Regions from separate parts of the Homo sapiens genome. Here region 2 is linked to region 1. The links are chromatin contacts, found by Hi-C or POLR2A ChIA-PET in ENCODE. All regions are on one chromosome and are shown on one strand. Each heading gives the region's core, a stretch centred on a gene start or an enhancer-like site at or near the end of the contact. The rest is flanking DNA. Distances are from core to core; before and after follow the strand shown.

Region 1 (2,700 bases), core at 101-2,600:
ACTATTGTCAGTAATGTTACCTGCCATTAGAGCACCTCTCATGTGCTAATGTGATGCTAAGCTCATTGCCCCAATGGATCATAGACTGGTTTATCTGAAATGAGCAAACTAGGATCCAGACTACCTGGCCCAGTCACTCAGCAAAGTCTAGACTAAGCCAGGACTAGAGCCTACAGCTCCTTGGTTCCCTGACCTCTACTGCTGGCCATGCAAAAACACATCCAGTTTTGTGGTTTTTGATGAGGTGACGTTTGAATAAAGAAATAGCAAAAAGCAAAAACATATACACCAGAATCTTCCCAACAAAATTGCCACAGCCTTCCATTCCTCTGTCCAGCAGTCTTCCTGGGACCACATCTTGAGAGGCAGTGCTGGAAAGGAAGACGTATTTATTTCTCCCTCTCTGACTGTAGTTTATTTAAACTGAGTCTCCTACTGTGCGTTTGTCTGATGTCTAAGGCCACTTTCATACCAGAAGTGAAGATGTTTATGATTATTTTAAGAAATGAGAGCTTATTTTGAGAGAAGAGTAGAAATTCCAGGAATTCTTCTTTTTTTTTTTTTTCTTGGCTAACATAGGAAATGTGTTTTGTTTTGTTTTTTTAATTGAGACAGTGTCTCACTCTGTTGCCCAGGATGGAGTGCAGTGGCATAATCTTGGCTCACTGCAGCCTCCGCCTCTGGGGCTCAAGCGATCCTCCTACTTCAGCATCCCGAGTAACTGTGACCACAGGCTCATGCCACCATTCCCAGCTAATTTTTTGCACTTTTGGTGGAGATGGGGTTTTGCCATCTGGTCTTGAACTCCTGAGCTCGAGCCATCTGCCTGCCTCAGCCTCCCAGAATGCTGGGATTACAGGCACGAGTGACCACACCAGGCTGGAAATGTGTTTTAATCCTGGCTATTAGCGCTTCCTGCAACTTTTTTTTTTTTTCTTTTTAAGTCTGTTTAGTGAAACAGTTTCCCGGAGATCTCTCCGAGGTCCCTTCCTCCTCTAAGATTCTCCGAATCTTCCCTGAATTTGCCTGAGGTTGAGCAGGGTGGAGACAGCAGGTGGTAGCAGCGGCAAAAGATGTTAAACTTAAAGAGAATAACTTTCAAGTTTGTAAATAAAGCCCAATACAAATAAAGATGGTAATGTGGACAAAAGGTCAGGTTATATTTTGAAACTCTAAATCTTTCACATGGTCATTCTTTATCAAACATCCATTTAACAAAAATTTATTATGTGTCAGATGCTGTGCTCTGTGTTTCTCCTCTTTTTCATTGGGGCTTAATTTCCTTTTTACAAAGCCCCTGCGGTAGTAGCAAATGTTATTTAAAGCATTGTGATTGCATGAGGTCATGGAGTAGTCCACATACGCAGAACCCTGGTCCTCCTGTACAGTGAGTATTTGCTGACTCATCTGTATGTCCTTTTCCTGGTTCCTGTTTAGGTCCCCAAGCAAGAACTATTCTTATGCAGTCAAGTTTACCACAGGCTCAGCTGGCTTCAATATGGTAAGGAATGAAAAGTTCTTTGGTTTGGATAAAGTGGAAACTTGGTTAGATTGGTGTGGCCTCATGGGTTTTAGATTAATACCGTTTTTTATGGGGGAATATGTAGAATTTGCTTAATTTCAGTGAGTTGTAATGATTGCCTCTTTTATAATACTATTTCCCCTCTCAATTTTGAAAAATACAAAAGCAGATTAATACAATAAATTCTGAAGGAGTGATAATACAACTTAACAATTCTCAACTCGTGACCAGTCTTGGCTCTCCCTGTCTTTGATTTCTTTTTCTTTTTTTTTTTTTGAGATGGAGTTTTACTCTAGTTGCCCAGGCTGGAGTGCAGTGGTACGATCTCGGCTCACCGCAACCTCCACCTCCCGGGTTCAAGCGATTCTCCTGCCTCAGCCTCCTGAGTAGCTGGGATTATAGGCATGCACCACCATGCCCGGCTAATTTTGAATTTTTAGTAGGACAGGGTTTCTCCATGTTGGTCAGGCTGGTCTTGAACTCCCAACCTCAGATGATCCACCCGCCTCAGCCTCCCAAAGTGCTGGAATTACAGGCGTGAGCCACCATGCCCAGCCTCTTTGATTATTTTAAGCCAAATCTTAGTTATTATATAATTTCTACTGCAAATATTTTAGCTTTTATCTTCAAAAGAGAGGGATTTTCCTTTTTTTCATTCATTATTATTATTATTACTTTTGAGATGGAGTCTCACTCTTTCATCCAGATGGCAGTGGTGCCATCTTGGCTCACTGCAACCTCCACTTCCCAGGTTCAGCCTATTCTCCTGCCTCAGCCTCCTTAGTAGCTGGGACTGCAGGCATGAACCCCCACGCTTGGCTAATTTTTGTTTTTTTAGTAGAGACAGGGTGTTGCCATGTTGGCCAGGCTGGTCTCGAGCTCCTGACCTCAGGTGACCTGCCCACCTCAGCCTCCCAAAATGCTGAGATTCCGGGGGTGAGCACTGCGCCTGACCGACTTTCTTCTTAGCACAGTCATAACAGCAATAGCTCACCTAAGTTTTTCAGTAGTCATCCTTATCATTAAATTAATCAGGGAATGTTCACATTCCTTAGAGTGCCTCAGAATGTTTTTATAGTTCATTTGTTCAGCTCAGGACTGAAATAAGCCTGTATTTTGCAATACTTGAGTTTTCCATCTTTTATGTCTCCTTTAATCTATAAATTTCCCCTTGTCTT
Region 2 (2,700 bases), core at 87-2,586, 40 kb after region 1:
CCTTTAATTATGTGAACTTTTAATTATGTAAAAAGAGTAATGAATTATACAGTTAATCTGCTTTCCTACTTTGTAACAGAAAATAGTTTAGAATTTTGCTTTGTTATTGTTTCTTTCCTTGAACTAATAATCATTTTATGATGTGACTAAAACTATAGGAACCAGTTTAAGAAAGAAAATCAGACATGGTTGATCTAAATCATTTTCTAAAAGAAAATAGTAGTTCCTTGTTCTAGTTACTCTCTTTAGAGTCTTAGAAGTAGTCAACTCTGCATTACTCTTAACATTTTTTTTTTTTTTAAAGATAATTTAGATTTTTTTTTTGTTGTGGTTGACACAAGTTCTCACTCTGTTGCCCAGGCTGGAGTGCAGTGGTGTGATATTGGCTCACTGCAACCTCTGCCTCCCTGCAACCTCTGCCTCCCTGCAACCTCTGCCTCCCTGCAACCTCTGCCTCCCGGGCTCAAGCAAAGCGATTCTCCCACCTCATCCTCCCAACTAGCTGGAACCACAGGCGTGCACCACCATGCCCAGCTAATTTTTGTAATTTTTATAGAGATAGGGTTTCTCCGTGTTGCCCAGGCTGGTCTTGAATTGCCTGGGCTCAAACGATCCTCCCAGGTCAGCCTCCCAAAGTGCTGAAATTACAGGCATGAGCCACCATGCCTGGCCTAGAATTTGTAAAGAACTGTGAAAGTTAACAATTGAAACAAACATGTTTCTTACCCAAGGACTGTATGTCTTTGAAGTATAAAGGGTGGTGTACAGGTGATTTTACTATTACTCATGCATTCATCTTGCCATATACACATCATATCTGTGGATCTTTAATAGGCTAAAATACCTAGAAATAACAATATGTTTGGCACTTAGAGAAATGAATTCCTGTGTCCCCTTTTTTCCTAATAGCTGCTTTCTCTGTAATTACCATGGGCTAGAAGAAGCAAGGCCAAACATCCCAAATTATTTTTTCTTTTTTTTGAGACAGGGTCTCACTCTGTCACCTAGGCCAGAGTGCAGTGGCATGATCTTGGCTCACTGCAGTTTCCACCTCCCAGGCTCAAGTGATCCTCCTGCCTCAGCCTCCTGAGTAGCTCAGAGGCGTGTGCCACCACACCGAGCTAATTTTTATTTTTTTACATTTTGTAGAGACAGAGTCTCCCTATGTTGCCCAGGCTCCAGATCTTTAAAAGTTAAAATCACCTTAACAGTAGCAAAAACCTCTTCAAGTATACTCCATGGCTTCATTCAGCACACAGTTATTGACTGAAACATGCTGGGTGCCAGCCTTACTCATCCTTTACAGAAAGAACTGTTGGTTTGGGCATGCCACTCTGTACACACAAATGGTAACTTGAGCCAGCGGGGTGTGTTTCTGTCAGCTTTCCTCTGACTTCACCACCTGCTGTTTCCTACACCGTGGTTTCTGATAGCCTGAAGCTACTTTACTCATACTGCCTCATATTTGAAGTAGTGTATCCTGTAAAGCAGATTAATTGTAAAATATGTAAACACCATATAATAGGAATCTAAAATTTCTGAAAATACAATGTCACATCAGTGAGGACCTCATTACAATTTTTTTTTTAATGTTAAACAAACCAGCCTAATATTTTTGAAACTGGATTTTGTTGCAACACAAGGTGCAGAGAAGCAGCTCGCTCTCATCCTAAAGTAAGGGAATGTTATGAAATGTGATGATGAGGAAATGTTGCAGGTGATCTGTATCTTAATGAGAAAGTGTTGCTCTTTTTCGGGAACATATCTGGGCTTCACTTGTAATCCTAGGCCTGTTGAAACCTTTTCCTCGAATTGGCTAGTTAACCACCAGCTTGATGAGATGCGTAGAGTTTAGATATGCTGTAAGAATAAAGCATGTCATTAAACATATATTTTGCCTTGCTTTCAAACCTTTGCTTTCCTGGTGGAGGTTAAAGGGGAATGGGTAAGTGTTGCCTAACTGTCAGGAAGTCTGCATCTTATTCAATGTTTTGTCCTTTTAAGTCACTTGAATTCTGTGTAAGTACACGTATCTCTGGGTGTTGTTGCGGCAGTAAAAATGTGTTTGAGTCTGTGTAGTAGGTTGTGCTTTTTAAAAAAAAAGTAAGTCGTAAGTCTTCTCAGTTTGTGTACTGGGTTTCTTTTTGTTAGATTCCTTTTAAGGACTAACTTGAATGCTCTGTGTTTGGCAAGGGATTAGGTCAAGTCTCCATCTCAGGCCATAGACAAAAAGGAGTTCCAAGTAGATTAAACATAAAAGATAAAATTCTGGGAAAAAAATTTTTTTAAGCAGACTATTGGAATAATTTTCTGGCTAAGAAAGGCCTTTTGAAGCTATAAAAACCAGAAGTCGTTAAGAGGCAAAAATGGACAGTCAACAATATGCAAAAATTAAAATGTCTATGTTTCAAAATATATGAGACCAAGGGTTACATAAAGGGTTACCCCTGTTACATAAAGATTCCGAACAGTTCACTTTGAAAGACACCCACAAGCCTTAAACAATTGGCAGAGGGTGGGAAGGGACATTCACAGATGAAGTAAAAAGTCAGTTATTTAAAAAATACATGAAAAGATGCTTAGCTTCTTGGGTGATCAGAAAAATGCAAGTTATAAAACAAAATAGCATTGTTCCTCTGTCAAATGAGCAAGTTTAAAAGTCTGGTAATATCCAGCTTTGTCAAGAGTATAGGACAGTGG

Evidence for each region. A loop is a pair of places that touch in the nucleus more often than their neighbours do. ChIA-PET counts read pairs that join two places held with the same protein, here RNA polymerase II (POLR2A). Pooled maps may share reads with other maps.
Region 2: a map of PC-3 shows a loop between it and region 1 (7-fold over the local background). The contact joins two enhancer-like sites. A Hi-C loop is called at or near these places in 3 of 168 maps with a recorded cell type or tissue (PC-3, PC-9 and ascending aorta) and 2 of 50 pooled maps. POLR2A ChIA-PET finds 5 or more read pairs at or near these places in 7 of 52 experiments (A549, AG04449, HEK293 and 4 more).

What each region holds. Positions count from the first base shown.
Region 1 is chr21:33,760,486-33,763,185 of GRCh38, forward strand. It overlaps ITSN1 (intersectin 1), which reads left to right. Exons shown (of 40, transcript NM_003024.3): 9 at 1,438-1,501. Among named protein-coding and RNA genes, the nearest start is that of ITSN1, 120 kb to the left of the region's middle. Within about 2 kb of position 1,351, at least 17 of the 41 ENCODE cell types and tissues checked have a DNase peak (open chromatin) inside an H3K27ac peak, as active enhancers do; they include PC-3 and ascending aorta, where a contact is called at or near this core.
Region 2 is chr21:33,800,500-33,803,199 of GRCh38, forward strand. It overlaps ITSN1 (intersectin 1), which reads left to right. Exons shown (of 40, transcript NM_003024.3): 20 at 1,931-1,945. Among named protein-coding and RNA genes, the nearest start is that of ATP5PO, 110 kb to the right of the region's middle. RefSeq lists an enhancer at 1,163-1,664. Within about 2 kb of position 1,337, at least 11 of the 41 ENCODE cell types and tissues checked have a DNase peak (open chromatin) inside an H3K27ac peak, as active enhancers do; they include PC-3 and ascending aorta, where a contact is called at or near this core.